2 separate regions of the Mus musculus genome follow, and region 2 is linked to region 1. Evidence: chromatin loops called from intact Hi-C (ENCODE). Cell type or tissue: left cerebral cortex. All regions are shown on one strand. Each heading gives the region's core, and the rest is flanking DNA. Links, peaks and the distances in the headings are about the cores only.

Region 1 (8,335 bases), core at 233-8,232:
ACAAAAAAATGTAAAATAACAATATGAGTGGACTTGGAGGGATTTAAGAGGGAAAAAGGGGTAAATTCGAATCAAAAACATTTTTTAGGATATTTCTTCTGAACAATACGGTGGCCCAGGAATGCAAACACGATTGTGTGTTTCTCCGTTTTCCTTGGATGCCAGAAGGGTTTAAACCAGAAGTGCAATCAGTCAGTAGGCAGTAGATTATGTTGTATATTTATATATTTAAATTTTTAAAGAAAAGTTAGTTGTAACTAACTTTTTCCAAAGTGTGCTATGCATATTTTTAATGAAAGATGACATGTATTTGCACAAAAATTCTCAGGCACATTAAATTATAAACTGAAGTAAAACCCAGGTGCTTGCTTTGAAAGTGTGTTTTTGTTAGATTTTATTGTTTTCCTTGTGTACATTAAAGCACCTGCCTGTCTCTTGGTATCTGCAGAAGTAGAGAAGGGTGTTTGTTTATGGGAGAGCCAAGACTTCTTTTCCTCTGATTTCTTTAACAAGCTGAAAAGCAAGTGAGGCCTGAGGCTGGGGTTTAGGCCTTCAGCCTGTGGTGCAGGCCTCACGCTGTTGGGGGGGGAGGGGGGCAGATCTGTGCTCTGAGGTGGCAGGCCATGGTCTGCCTCTGCAGCTGACATGGCTTTGTCTCCGTGGGGTTGTTCAAGCACCTGGGGAGGAGATAAGGGGCAACTGTTGGTTTTGTTTGTCAAGGCAGAAGGTCCTTTACTTGGTCCTTTGGTGCTTAACTTGCAAATATTTTGCTTCAGAGAAATTCTTTTCTGCCAGGGAGTTTTGCCTTTCTCTCTTGAGCCTCCTCCCCAAGAAGAGATGCTCTCAGAGGGTTAGAAAAGCCAGCCTCCACACAGTGGTAAGAGCATATGAGTTTTCTATATTTCTAGAATCTTTAATACAACTTTTCTAAATTTTTCAGAAGCAAAGGGTGGAGAGAGATGTCCCTCCCTTCGCCACCTTCAGCCCCTTCGTCCAGACTAGCTGCTGTCAACAGTTCATCGCACACATGCACACATTTATGAACGACTCTGGGTTAGTGAGTGACCCTGCCTGAAGCAGGCAAGCGGGCATTAGCAAGAATTCTACTGGTTAAATTTCCTAAATATTCCAATTCCTGTTTTAAAAACAGCATTTGCGTTTCTAGTCTATAAATAACTGAGTACCACCTCCCTCAGCAGGACCTTAAAGCTTTGCCTTGGTTCCTGAAAAAAGGACTCTTCCTGCTACTTGGACAGTTACAGCTTCTAAGGAAGGAACAGCACAGAGTAGGGAAGCCTGGGGCTAAGGGGCCAGTAAAATGTTAAATAACCAGGTTTACACAAAGGACAGAAACCACACTACTGAGTTAGAGATTGTGGAGTTCTGTGGTGACAATAATTCTGTCCTTCTGTCAGTGCCTAAGTGGCCACTGGAAGCAGAGTTTTGCCTTGGAAGCCAGATGAATATGGCCAATTAAAGAAAGCCAAACTTACGTTTTTGAAAATTAAATTGATCCTGATGTTCTGTCAGAACAAATTGTACCTGTGCATGTTTGTCGCTGAAATGAATCCTGTCTAAAGCTGGGCCTTGCTGACTTTCAGTTTCCACCTAAGATGATTTGGGTACAGCCTGAGAATCTGTTCCATGGGACTATCTGCAAAATATAACAAGAACTGGAACTTTCCAGTAAGTTCTTCCTCCACAGGACTCTTAACTGTTCTCGTTTTGTTTTTGTTATCATTCAGAGTCAGCTGGTATGTACTTTCATGCTTGCCTGGGAAAACTCAACTGTTTTTTCCTTCAAGATTTTCTGTGATGATTTCTCAGGTACTTTCAAGTAGCCTGTTACCTATTCAGAGAGTCTCCTTGAGCTCAGAATTAAAATTGCCCTGAATTTTTGAAGATCCAAAATCTTATGTAAATAGCCATTGGTAGTTAAGTGGGTTTTATTTTTTAGTCTTGTGCTTGCCCTTGGTCTGACATAAGTGATCAGACTGCCAGGAGAAGATGTTAGAGAAGCTCACTAGAGCCTACCATCTGTTGAAGGCACATTTTACACAGTATTCCAAGCCCCTAGTGCATAATTAGTAGTGGGTGGTTCTCACATCAGCTTGACATCTGGAGTTAGGGTTGTCCGTCTGGGGCCTTGTCTGCTGTCAGGTGTGTACAGACCTGTGCTTGTAGTGTACTGCAGGCATGCACACTAGTCCACTGCCAAGTGTGGCCCTAGGCATGGGATCCCGGGGGCTCCAGGAAAATGCTATTGTGTCATATCTGGAACACAACTTTGTCAAGTCACTCTTTATGCACCTTCCTTTGCTTTATCAATTGTAAATCAGATAATAAAATGTAAATCAGTTAATAAACATGAGGCTTCTTAAATTGTCCTGTGTCTCCTTGTGATTTTTGTTTCAACCCTACACAATCCAGCAGAGTCTTTTTGTTGATTTTTATAAGGAAACATCCTCGATTTTGTTGAACTAATATGAAAAAAGCATTGACAGTTGAGTAATAAACAGATCTAATAATTTATAGATTTTTCTTTTAAGATTTTTATTAATACGGGGATGAAGTTGAGCATCAGAGACAATTTTCAGGAGTCAGTTCTTGACTTGAGCCACGTGGCTTCTGGGTAAGGAGTTGAGGTGGTCCGGCTTGGCATCAAGTGCCTTTCCCTACTGAACCCCTTGCCAGCCCTTCCGAGTCTTGCTAGAACTAGACTACACCATGACTATGTGGCACAGTAGCCCCATACCAGAACCACACCAGCCAACCATGAAGTCATTGCTAAGCAGATAGTAAATGTTCACACATTCAGAAGATGAAGCGATTCTTTCCAATCGTTCACACTTTTCTGATCGCATGACTATTTAGAAATTGTTTCTAAGTATTGGAATCAATAGAAAAGATCTTTCAGTATCCTTGTAATCTCCCTTATAAGTTTGTTTTTGTATTGTTTGTTCTGATTGTGGTACTGGGGTTGAATTGAGGGCCCCACTTGTATGTAGGCAAGTGCCCCACCATTGAGCTATATCTCAGCTCTCAGGAGGCAGAGGCAGGTGGATCTCTGAGTTTAAGACTAGCCTCATCTGCAATTTCCACAACAGCTCAGCTTGTGTTTCCCTGCCCCCAGAAACCCTCAAAAGCAAACAAACAATAAACAATATATACCCTCCTGTATTTTTAAGATTAATATCCATACTGAATTATGGTCGTTTTGAGAATGAAGTATTGTTGTAGGATATTTGATCACACTGTGAACCCTGAGATTGTGTTATTTACTGGAAAAAAATCTCTTTTTACTCTGCTGTGGCTCAGCCCTAGCACACACCTTTAATCCAAGAGCTTTCTGCTTGAATATTGTAAACAGCATTAAATAAAGCCAGCCAGAGGTCAAGAGGCAGAGCAAGCAACCAGTGACAGGACTTGAACATAGGATTATTAAGAAAAAAAAAAAAAAAACAGAGTAAGAGGGAGTCAGGAGGATGATAGAGAGAGGCACACAGGAATTAGAAGGGAGGTATATTCAGTCTGAAGGGGGATTTTTTGGAGGTGGCCTAAAAAGTAAGGGTTTCTGCTAGGAAATGGGCTGAGGAGGAAGGTCAGCTGGGTGCTTTCTCTGCCTCTCTGAGCTAGCAGGCTCTCACCCCAGCATGTGGCTTCTGAGTCTTCATTGGCAAAATTGGAAAATTGAGAGTATGCTTAAAAAAAAAAAAAAAAAAAAAAAAAACAAAGAATGAAACTATATTTTGATGAAACTATATTGTGTGTGTGTGTGTGTGTGTGTGTGTGTGTGTGTGTGTGCGCGCGCGCGCGCGGAGAGAGAGAGAGCGAGTGTGTGTGTTTTTTGAGACAGGGTTTCTGGCCTGACTGACTTGAAACTTGCTTTGTATACTATATTGGCCTTGAATTCTCAGAGATCCACCTACTCCTGCCTCCTGAGGGCTGGAAATAAAGGCATGCACCTCCATGCTGGGCTAAAACTCTACTTTTTGACATAAGATGTTGGTAACAGTCTCAGTATCTTTGTGTTTTCTTTAACAAGTATGAGTCAACATTCCATGCATTCAAAAACCCCCCAAAAAAGATTGGAGGCTTTGAGCATCACCTTGGCTTCTGTCTTCACTGTATTGTTTGATATCTGCTAGCATCCTAGCATCGTATTGTGTTTCCTCATTGTTTTATATGAAGGACCGAATGCCACAACAGTTTCAAATTTAAAAAACTCTCAAAACAGGCTGGCAAGAGGTGTCACCAGCAATAGCTAAAAAAAAAATTTTCAGCACACAAAGTGTGACAAAGAATGTGGTGTTAGTGCAAAATACATAAACTCAAATATTATTTCACAAAACTTAATTTTTTTACTTCACTGAAATCACTAAATTATTAAGGAACAAAATAGTCACATCACGTGCAGACATTATTGATAATAGGCCATAAATTTTAGCAAGTGCAATTAGAAATTAAAGTATTAAAAGAAGAAAGCAGAAAGAGAAAAGTCGTGGGACACTTGCATCTGCACAGCTCCCCTTCCTCTGCACTGCCAGTCCCTCCTGCGTGCCCTAGTGGTCTCTGTCACCGACCTGCCTGCTGCCAACACAAAGCACAAACCCTCTAAGCACAAACTCTGTCAGCCTTCCTCTTAAGAAGGGAAGTGCCAGTTGTGGTGATGCCTGTGAGCCCAGCATTTGGGAGACCGATGTGGGACTGTCTGTCCAAAACCTCCCTGTGCTGTGTCGGGAGTGAGGTGGGGAAGATGGAGGAGTGAAACTCCAACTGTGGTCCCTCTGGGTGTGATCACAGGAGCATGAGCTTTCACACTTCTGCAGCTCCTTGGTTGGAACTTTCGGGTGCAGCTGAGAGTCCAAGAGGGTTAGCACAGCATCCTAAAGTCAGAACTCAAAAGTCAAAAAGCAGCCAATGGCAGCTGAGTGCCCTGGAGATCTTTGCACTCCTTTGAAGAGAACACTCTTCCTCTTGGGTCCATTCACACAGTCAGCAAATACAGTCACACTTTAAATGCAAAGCTCCTGGCTGCTCAAGGCTCATAGCATTTGCTACCTCAGGAGGGCAGCAACATCACACAAACCGAGACTGATAGCAAGGGCGGACCTACTAGAATGCTAAGCCCTTGTTCCCTCCATGCCTTGAGGAAAGACACCATGACTACTACTTCCCTTTGAAAGTCTTCAATTTCTGCCCCGTCTGTTGTTTTGTAGCTGACAAAAGTGTAACTGTGTTGAGGCTGGAGTATATTGGGGTGTGGGTGTTTGGGGTAGAAGGTACCGATATCTCAATATGGCATTAGTGCTGGGCATGTAGCTCAGTGGGTGACAGAGCCTGCCTCTATCTGATCACCACAACTGAAGTGGTGCTAACAGGTTGATCGATGCCTGAGGTGAGCGAGCATCTGGAGTTTCCTTCACTATCTATTGTCCTCGTGTTAATGGCATAAGAGAAGCCAGTTAGCAGGCCTGGGGCTGAGTCCTCTCACTCACTGACCACACTGCCTCCAGGTTGTCTTACATGTCACTGTCCCCTACATGTTCACCCACTCCCTCAATCAATCACTAAATCTGGTTTTAGAGTCTTCTTTGAACTTATGGGACTTCTAATAAATTCTCCAGTAGACATCACCAGTCAGGTGTCCCCTTGGGGCCTCCGAATGTCCAAAACAGAATGGACAGTCTCTTCTCAAATCTGTTCATCCCCAACATAGTCCAACCAGTGAGCTGCACTAACAGCAGTTCAGCCACTGGAGTTGGAGACTCAGGAGTTGAATGCCTCTCCTTCCCTCCCTCTCACGTCCCAGCCTGTGTTGTCTTCTGGTCATCGCCACTGCTGGCCCACATCTAAGGCTCATCAGGCCTCTAAGATATTTCTACATGGATTCTCTGTCTCGTACCATGGCTTGGTCACCATGGTTTATCTTACATGTAAATCTAGTCAGATTCCTTCTCTGGTTGAAGTTCTTGTTGATGCCAGAGAGCAGAAAGGCAATTGAGTCTCTCTCTCTCTCTCTCTCTCTCTCTCTCTCTCTCTCTCTCTCTCTCTCTCTCTCTCTCTCTGGTTTTTTGAGACAGGGTTTCTCTGTTTAGCCCTGGCTGCCCTGGAACTCACTCTGTAGACCAGGCTGGCCTTGAACTCAGAAATCTGCCTCAAATTGAGTCTCTTAAGGTAACATTTATCAGCTCTTGTCTGTCCATTAGCCTTTCTTTCTGCTCCACTGAGCACAGGACTGAGGTCGCACCCCGTGCCTAGCTGCACTGGCATTCAGAGGATATAGGAGGCTTGTGAACTTCCAGCTTTTGTAAACTATGAAGTGTGAACCATCAAAGGATCAGGACGCCAATCTAATGGATTGCAATCAGTCTTGATTTATAAAAGAAAAACAGAATAGCAAACAATAGAGTATTGTTTGTGAATCTTCAGTATAAAATGTGTGTCTTTTAGTGAGTTGTAGTAAAATTAAAATGAATAAGCCAGCACTCTTTTGGTTTGGTTGTTTTGTCAGTTTTGTTTTGATTTGGCAAGATCAACTTTGCCTAGGGGAAAACTGAAACCTTGGGTAGCTAAAAATTTAATGTTTCTGTGAATTGCCACAGGTCTCAAAGTCTGAGCTTCAAAGAAGGACGTGCCCACTGCAGAGTTAGTTCTAGGTTTCTGAGAAAACGGAGGAAGTTAAAATCAACTACAAAAATCCTGGGACTGTTGGCCATGTGTCAGTAAGGCTAGCGGTCCCGAAGTAAGTCTATTGTGGAAATTAAGCTTCTAGGGCCTCACATCTGATACTGGAGCTCTTATATATATTCCCTGCTGTTGAGGATCTGACTTGAGTGTGAAGATTTAACAGTTTAACTGGCTGCTTCCCCAACATTTTGTTGGGAAGAACAAAGAGCTTTGGGCCAATGAGGTGCCACCATTGGGTTTCCATGGTGATAAAAGAAACAAACCATCCTGGGGCACAAGTCAGGCTCAGTCAAAGGACTAACTAGAGGGTGAATTCCTCCTCAAGGGACTTTCAGGTAATAACTGGGGACAACTGAACTGTCTTCTAAGGGAAGCTCCTGGGGTGGATGCCCGAGGAACCCTTCTAAGTGTCACTGGCTGGGTTTGCAAGTCTTCAAGGCAGTCTGGAGATTTCTGCCTTGGCATCTCAACCACTTGGGAATAAACACAGCAACCATGAGTTCTGAAACATCTTGATTGGGTGAGAAATGACCCCTGAGTTTACCCTAAAACATTATGGTTTCTTTAAGACTCTCAACCTGGGAAGGGACCACAAGGCCAATGAATCTTTGAAAGAATTAAAGTAAGATCTTAGGAAGAGTTTCCAGCCGCTTGTTGAAAACCCACCCATTCTAAAGCTCTGCTCACTCAGGGCCAGCTTCCAGCTGTGAGTGAAACACCAGGGAGATAAGTCAGGGAAAGAAAAGAAGGGAACACACTCTCACACACACACACACACACACACACACACACACACACACACACACACACGTACATACATCCGCACACATATCCTCACATGTCTAAACATACACACACACACACACACACACACACACGCACACACGCCCGAATGCACATACATCTGCACACGTGCCCGCACGCACATATATCAGCACACACATCCACACATGTATGCGCGCACACACACACACACGCACACGCAAACTCACCAACCAGTAAACGATCATTATCAAAAGGCCCTAAAAGTGGTCCTTACCAGCTTCCTTGCCTCAGTTTCAACCCTGACACCCTCAGACCTACCTCGGGATTTGCTAAGAGCCCAAGTCTGTTCTAAGGGCTCAATAGCTTTGCATTACTGATTTTAAATGCTTTGAATATGGTTCCCATAGATGCAAAGGGAACTTTTCTTTTTAAGAAAAAGTAATAAATAATAAGGCGTTTTTTTGTTTAGAATGGGAAAAAAGGAAACAAACATTTATCAATACAAAACTGGTTAAAATATAAGTAAGTGAACTGATATAAATGTAGAGCTGTGAGGCAAGAGAAATGGCCCAGGGATTAGGGTGCGTGCTGAGCTTCAAGAGAACCTCAGGTTCGTTGCCATAAACCCCATCTAATGGCTCCCGACCGACAGCCTGTAGCTCCAGCTCCCGAGTGGCTAATGCTGGCTTCTGGCTTCCATGGCTCCTGAACACTTATGATCTACACGCACACAGTCAAACACACCCACACAAATACGAATAAATCTTTTTTTTTTTTTTTTTAAATTTAGAATTGCGGCCGGGCGGTGGTGGCGCATGCCTTTGGTCCCAGCACTTTGGAGGCAGAGACAGGCAGATTTCTGAGTTCAAGGCCAGCCTGG
Region 2 (8,335 bases), core at 177-8,176, 200 kb after region 1:
TAAACTGAGTAAGCCTGTGTACAGTCAGTCTCCTAATGCCACTGCTGTGTCTCCTGCTTGACTATCTTCTCAGCCTCCTGGGCACTGGAACTCCCCACCACACAGCCCCTCTGCCTCATGTCCCCATTGTTCCTTAATGACTTTAGGATTGTCTTGTTATGAATGGAAAGGATGTAGGGGATAAACTTCTAAACTTTGTGAATGGAGGCTGGGACTATAGCTTACTGTTGGAGCACTTGCTAGGATGTATGAGCACCCCAGCACTATTAAAAATGAAACTAAATAATATGCATGCATGATGAAGATGAGGGGATAGAAAGGACAGTATGGTAACAAAAATATGGTTAGATAAGAGGAATCAGCTTTGATATTCCATGGCATGGTAGGAAGGCTACAATTACCAATAATTTACTATCTATTTCGAATAGCCAAATGTGCCAGATAGTTTTTGTCAACTTGGCACAAGCCAGGAACATCTGGGAAGGAGGAACTTCAAGTGATAAAATGTCTCCATCAGGCTGGCCTGTAGGCAAATCTGTGGGATATTTCCTTAATTAACGATGGGTGTGGAAGGGTCAGCTCACTGTGGGCGGTGCTCCCCATGGGGAAGTAGCCCAAGTGCTCAGAAAGCAGGCTGAACAAGCCATAGGGAGCAAACCAACAAACAGCATCACTCTGTTTCTTTACCTGTGGGTTCTGTTTATCTCATTCCTTCCCTGACTTCCTGTCCTGTCTTCCCCATGGTGGACTGTGACCTGGGAGTTGTAAGAGGAAGTAAAGACTATCTTCCCTCAAGTTACTTCTGGCCACGTTCCTTATCACTGCGACAGAAACCCAGATAGGCCACCAAAAGATAGAATTTTTTTTATATTCTTAAAAGTTTTAAAGGTATCCAGGTGTGGTGGCTCACACCTTTGATCCCAGCACTCAGGTTGCAGATCTCTGTAAGTTGAGGCCAGCCTGGCCTACAAAGTGAGTCCAGGGCAGCCAGAGATATTACACAGATTAACCTTGTCTTGAAACACCAAAAATGTAGTTAATATTAATTGATTTTTATTAATTATCATTCATGGGTATTAATTATCAGTTGATGAAATTATAAATGATGTGTTGTTTTATTATCAATCAGTTCATTGATTAATTGACTAATAGTAATTAACACCTTTGTTCATTCAGTTCCCAGAGAAAAGACAAAAAACCTTTTTGTTTATAATAAGCCTTAACAGCACTAGAGCTGGGCAGATATCAACCCTCTGTGCTATTTTGTCTACTTCCCTGTCAATAACCCCGAGTTATAACTTGCCATGTTCTGTCTGGGACTCTCTTAACTCCAACTAGTCAGCCCTCGTGGCCATGTTTTCACACAGTGCCTTCTCTGCTCTCCTTATCTCCCTCCCTTCTCGGGTGTGGTCTCTGCCTTAGGCCCAAAGCCTGGCAAACAAAGTCCCCCTTCCATGTCTTCTGCCCAGCTACAGTCTATAGGCATCTTTATTCACCAGTCAGGGAGAACTTGGAGTCAAGGTTACATAGCATCACTTGGTATATGCAAGGATCTATTCACCCCTGGGGGCAAGGAGACCATGGAGGCCAGTATTTAGCATTATAACACATAGTAACAGATCAAACTGGACCTAAATTCTACACAAAAATGAATAAATAATTAAATGTAATGGTAAAATTTTAAGATGATGAATTTTCTAACTACTCTGAATTGATCATTACACACTATGAGCATGTGTTTCATAATTGTGTATAATTAATAGCATATTAATTAATTATATATTAGGGATTAAAGCCATGTGTCACCGTGCCTGGTTGATTGACTGATGTTGATTCCTGGGACCCTCCCTATCTTCTGGATTTTTCTTTCCAATTTCTCTTTGTTTGCCTTTTAAATGCTGGTTCTGTCCATTCTCCTTTGTCAAGCAGATTTTTTATTCTTTTTTTTTCTTTCTTTTTAAAATATACTTGATTTAGAACCTTGTTTTATTTAAATGTGCTCTTCATGTTACAGGACAACCTTTCAGGGTCAATCAAATATGTGACATCAGGGAGTTTCCTCCAAACTTCTAAAGGCTCACAGGCAGGGCTCTAAACTTCTCTAAGGCAGCTTCAGGATCCAAAGGAGCACGGCACAGTAATTGTGGCCTAAGAAGTAAGGGTTCCTGCCAGGACACGGGCTGAGAAAGAAGGTCAGCTGGGTGCTTTCTCTGCCTCTCTGAGCTTGCAGGCTCTCACCCCAGCATCTGGCTTCTGAGTCTTCATTGGCAAAATTGGACAATTGAAATTTTGTTTAAAAAACAACAAAGTATGAAACTATATTTTGTGTGTGTGTCTGCGCAGGAGTGTATGTTTTTTGAGACAGGGTTCCTGGCCTGACTGGCTTGAAACTTGCTTTGTAGATTATATTGGCCTTGAACTCTCAGAGATCCACCTACTCCTGCCTCGTGAGGGCTGGAAATAAAGGCATGCACCTCCATGCTGGGCTAAAACTCTACTTTTTGACATAAGATGTTGGTAACAGTCTCACTATCTTTGTGTTTTCTTTAACAATTAAGTATGAGTCAACATTCCATGCATCCAAAAACCCAGAAAGATTGGAGGCTTTGGGCGTCGACTTGGCTTCTGTCTTCACTGTATTAAGTTTGACATCTGCAAGCATCTTTGCATTGTATTGTTTTCTCATTGTTTTATATGAAGGACCGAATGCCACAACAGTTTCAAATTTAAAAAACTCTCTAAACAGGCTGGCAAGTGGTGTCAACAGCATTAGCTAAAAAATTTTTTTTCAGCACGCAAAGTGTGCCAAAGAATGTGGTGTTAGTGCAAAATACATAAACTCAAATATTATTTCACAAAACTTAATTTTTTTTACTTCACTGAAATCACTAAATTATTAAGGAACAAAATAGTCACATCACGTGCAGACATTATTGATAATAGGCCATAAATTTTAGCAAGTACAATTAGAAATTAAAGCATTAAAAGAAGAAAGAGCAGAAAGAGAAAAGTCGTGGGACACTTGCATCTGCACAGCTCCCCTTCCTCTGCACTGCCAGTCCCTCCTGCGTGCCCTAGTGGTCTCTGTCACTGACCTGCCTGCTGCCAACACAAAGCACAAACCCTCTAAGCATACAAACTCTGTCAGCCTTCCTCTTAAGAAGGGAAGTGCCAGTTGTGGTGATGCCTGTGAGCCCAACATTTGGGAGACCGATGTGGGACTGTCTGTCCAAAACCTCCCTGTGCTGTGTCGGGAGTGAGGTGGAGAAGATGGAGGAGTGAAACTCCAACTGTGGTCCCTCTGGGTGTGATCACAGGAGCACGAGCTTTCACATTTCTGCAGCTCCTTGGTTGGAACTTTCGGGTGCAGCTGAGAGTCCAAGAGGGTTAGCACAGCATCCTAAAGTCAGAACTCAAAAGTCAAAAAGCAAAGCCGGGCGTTGTGGCACACACCTTTAATCCCAGCACTCGGGAGGCAGGCAGATTTCTGAGTTCGAGGCCTGCCTGGTCTACAAAGTGAGTTCCAGGACAGCCAGGGTTACACAGAGAAACCCTGTCTCGAAAAACAAAACAAAACAAAAAAACAAACAAAAAAAGCAGCCAGTGGCAGCTGAGTGCCCTGGAGATCTTTGCACACCTCTGAAGAGAACACTCTTCCTCTTGGGTCCATTCACACAGTCAGCAAATACAGTCACACTTTAAATGCAAAGCTCCTGGCTGCTCAAGGCTCATAGCATTTGCTACCTCAGGAGGGCAGCAACATCACACAAACCAAGACTGATAGCAAGGGCCAACCTACTAAAATGCTAGCCCTTGTTCCCTCCATGCCTTGAGGAAAGACACCATGAATACCACTTCCCTTTGAAAGCCTTCACTTCATGCCCCATCTGCTGTTTTGGCGCTGACAAAAGTGTAACTGTATTGAGGCTGGAGTATATTGGGGTGTGGGTGTTTGGGGTAGAAGGTACCGATATCTCAATATGGCATTAGTGCTGGGCATGTAGCTCAGTGGGTGACAGAGCCTGCCTCTATCTGACCACCACAGGGAAACAACTGAACTGACGCTAACAGGTTGATGTATGCCTGAGGTGAGCAAGCATCTGGAGTTTCCTTCACCATCTATTGTCCTCGTGTTAATGGCATAAGAGAAGCCAGTTAGCAGGCCTGTGGCTGAGTCCTCTCACTTACTGACCACACTGCCTCCAGGTTGTCTTACACGTCACAGTCGCCTACATGTTCACCCACTCCCTCAATCAATCACTAAATCCGTTTTTAGAGTCGTCTTTGAACGTATGGGACTTCTGATAAATTCTCCAGTAGACATCACCAGTCAGGTGTCCCCTTGGGGCCTCCGAATGTCCAAAACAGAATGGACAGTCTCTTCTCAAATCTGTTCATCCCCAACATAGTCCAACCAGTGAGCTGCACTAACAGCAGTTCAGCCACTGGAGTTGGAGACTCAGGAGTTGAATGCCTCTCCTTCCCTCCCTCTCACGTCCCAGCCTGTGTTGTCTTCTGGTCATCGCCACTGCTGGCCCACATCTAAGGCTCATCAGGCCTCTAAGATATTTCTACATGGTTTCTCTGTCTCATACTACGGCTCTTCCTCCTGTTTCTTTGCTTTGGTTGACATGGTCTATCTTACATGTAAATCTAGTCAGATAACTTCTCTGGTTGAAGTTCTTGTTCTCTCTCTCTCTCTGGTTTTTTGAGACAGGGTTTCTCTGTTTAGCCCTGGCTGCCCTGGAACTCACTCTGTAGACCAGGCTGGCCTTGAACTCAGAAATCTGCCTGCAATTGAGTCTCTTAAGGTAACATTTTTCAGCTCTTCTCTGTCCATTAGCCTTTCTTTCTGCTCCACTGAGCACAGGACTGAGGTCGCACCCCGTGCCTAGCTGCACTGGCATTCAGAGGATACAGGAGGCTTGTGAACTTCCAGCTTTTGTAAACTATGAAGTGTGAACCATCACAGGACCAGGAAGCCAATCTAATGGATTACAATCAGTCTTGATTTATAAAAGAAAAACAGAATAGTAAACAATAGAGTATTGTTTGTGAACCTTCAGTATAAAATGTGTGTCTTTTAGTGAGTTGTATTAAAATTAAATGAATAAGCCAGCACTTTTTTGGTTTGGTTGTTTTGTCTTTTTTGTTTTGCTTTATTTAGCAAGATCAACTTCGCCTAGGGGAAAACTAAAACCGCACAGGTAGCTAAAAATTTCATCGTTTCTGTGGATTGCCACAGGTCTCAAAGGCTGAGCTTCAAAGAAGGAAGTGCCCACTGTAGTTAGTTCTAGGTTTCTGAAAAACGGAGGAAGTTAAAATCAACTACAAAAATCCAGGAACTGTGGCCATGTGTCCATAAAGCCTAGTGGTCCCGCAGTAAGTCTACTGTTGTGGAAATTAAGCTTCTAGGGCCTCACATGTGATACTGGAACTCTTATATGTATTCCCTGCTGTTGAGGATCTGACTTGAGTGTGAAGATTTAACAGTTTAACTGGCTGCTTCCCCAACATTCTGTTGGGAAGAACAGAGAGCTTTGGGCCAATGAGGTGCCGCCATTGGGTTTCCATAGTGATAAAAGAAACAAACCATCCTGGGGCACAAGTCAGGCTCAGTCAAAGGACTAGCTAGAGGGTGAATTCCTCCTCAAGGGACTTTCAGGTAATAACTGGGGACAACTGAACTGTCTTCTAAGGGAAGCTCCTGGGGTGGATGGCCGCGGAACCCTTCTAAACACCACTGGCTGGGTTTGCAAGTCTTCAAGGCAGTCTGGAGATTTCTGCCTTGGCATCTCAACCACTTGGGAATAAACACAGCAACCATGAGTTCTGAAACACCTTGATTGGGTGAGAAATGACCCCTGAGTTTCCCTAAAACATTATGGTTTCTTTAAGACTCACAACCTGGGAAGGGACCACAAGGCCAATGAATCTTTGAAAGAATTAAAGTAAGATCTTGGGAAGAGTTTCCAGCCGCTTGTTGAAAACCCACCCTTTCTAAAGCTCTGCTCACTCAGCGACAACTTCCGGCTGTGAGTGAAACACCAGGGAGATAAGACAGGGGAAGAAAAGAAGGGAACACACACACGTGCCCACACGCACATACATCCACACACATATCCTCACATGTCTAAACATACACACACACACACACTCACACACGCACACACACACACACACACACACACACACGCACACACACACGCCCGAATGCACATACATCTGCACACGTGCCCGCACGCACATATATCAGCACACACATCCACACATGTATGCGCGCACACACACACACGCACACGCAAACTCACCAACCAGTAAACGATCATTATCAAAAGGCCCTAAAAGTGGTCCTTACCAGCTTCCTTGCCTCAGTTTCAACCCTGACACCCTCAGACCTACCTCGGGATTTGCTAAGAGCCCAAGTCTGTTCTAAGGGCTCAATAGCTTTGCATTACTGATTTTAAATGCTTTGAATATGGTTCCCATAGATGCAAAGGGAACTTTTCTTTTTAAGAAAAAGTAATAAATAATAAGGCGTTTTTTTGTTTAGAATGGGAAAAAAGGAAACAAACATTTATCAATACAAAACTGGTTAAAATATAAGTAAGTGAACTGATATAAATGTAGAGTTGTGAGGCAAGAGAAATGGCCCAGGGATTAGGGTGCGTGCTGAGCTTCAAGAGAACCTCAGGTTCGTTGCCATAAACCCCATCTAATGGCTCCCGACAGCCTGTAGCTCCAGCTCCCGAGTGGCTAATGCTGGCTTCTGGCTTCCATGGCTCCTGAACACTTATGATCTACACGCACACAGTCAAACACACACACACAAATACGAATAAAGCTTTTTTTTTTTTTTAATTTAGAATTGCAGCCGGGCGGTGGTGGCGCATGCCTTTGATCCCAGCACTTGGGAGGCAGAGACAGGCAGATTTCTGAGTTCAAGGCCAGCCTGGTCTACAAAGTGAGTTCCAGGACAGCCAGGGCTGTACAGAGAAACCCTGTCTCAAAAAGACAAAAAAAAAAAAAAAATTTAGAATTGCAATGATACAGAAACATATCCCAGACTTACTTGAAAGGTTGTTTAAATTTTGCTTTAAGATAATACGATGCTGGAGGAGTAAAATGCAGTGGGGGAGGGGTATAGACAAGCAAGATTAGTCACACTGACATTGTTGAATCTAGGGGATAGGTGAGCTTACTTTACTCTTTCTCTACATTTGGAATACTTTTATATTTCTTTTTTTTTATTTATTTTTATTTTATTTATTTATTTATTTATTTATTTATTTATTATATGTAAGTACACTGTAGCTGTCTTCAGACACTCCAGAAGAGGGAGTCAGATCTCATTACGGATGGTTGTGAGCCACCATGTGGTTGCTGGGATTTGAACTCCAGACCTTCGGAAGAGCAGTCGGGTGCTCTTACCCACTGAGCCATCTCACCAGCCCTCTTTTATATTTCTTGATTGTAAAAAAAAAACCTTACATTTAAAAATGATGACATCTTTTACATAATAGGAACTCGTGGTATTATCTTAAAAAATATATCCAGGATGTAAATATAGTTTGTTCCTGTTTATAGGAAATTATGTAAGTCTGTTTCTTTAGAATGCAGAAAATTCTGGAAGGCATACACTCAAGTATTCTCACTAGTCATCTCTGGATTTTGTATTTTTGATGTTTTTCACTTCCTTAATCTTTTCTGTAATGACTGTCTCTGTAACAAGCTGATTTCAAGTTAATATACACATACATACAAATAAACCTATGTTCTTTTAAAAAGAGAGAGTTTTTCTATATGTAAAAGCCATGTAGTTCATGGGATTCCTTTCCATGCACAGGGCTGAGAACATGGTTCTTAGTAAATGTTCAGAGCAATGCAACCCAGCCCGGAGCAGCTCAAGCTAGACTTTTAAAGGTGCTCATTTAACTTTAAATTTTATTTTTTTCTAAGATTTACTTATTATTATTACATCTAAGTACACTGTAGCTGTCTTCAGATGCACCAGAAAAGGGCATCAGATCTCATTACAGATGGTTGTGAGCCACCATGTGGTTGCTGGGATTTGAACTCAGGACCTGCTGAAGAGCAGTCAGTGCTCTTAACCACTGAGCCATCTCTCCAGCCCAACTTTAAATTTTAAATAAAACAATGTTTAATTTTATAAGCTCAAAAGAGCAGGCTTCCTACGTTCCCATGTCTAATGTGTAAAGTCAGGCCTACCTGATTTCAAAGAACCCCCAAAATTTTCATAACAGGTGTCATGAGGGGAACAGGAAACAAAGTTCTAGCATTCTGACCTAATTTTCAGTTTTTAGTACCTGAGCTA

The links. Peaks named below come from ENCODE experiments on the same cell type or tissue, not always from the same donor. Only the 100,000 strongest peaks of a DNase experiment are listed, where the experiment ranks them.
Region 2: it touches region 1 in a loop (16-fold over the local background); 22 of 42 quality-filtered maps call a loop at or near these places.

The regions. Positions count from the first base shown.
Region 1 is chr1:58,894,501-58,902,835 of GRCm38, reverse strand. It overlaps Gm28802, which reads left to right and starts at 6,138. Exons shown (of 14, transcript XM_030243918.1): 1 at 6,138-7,025. It overlaps Trak2 (trafficking protein, kinesin binding 2), which reads left to right. Exons shown (of 16, transcript NM_172406.3): 16 at 1-2,386. In left cerebral cortex, for the core only: a CTCF peak has its summit at 5,068 (motif pointing right); a DNase peak (open chromatin) is centred at 5,073.
Region 2 is chr1:58,693,232-58,701,566 of GRCm38, reverse strand. Flacc1 (flagellum associated containing coiled-coil domains 1) reads left to right here and starts at 5,578. Exons shown (of 15, transcript NM_175370.5): 1 at 5,578-5,665. In left cerebral cortex, for the core only: a CTCF peak has its summit at 3,759 (motif pointing right); a DNase peak (open chromatin) is centred at 3,759.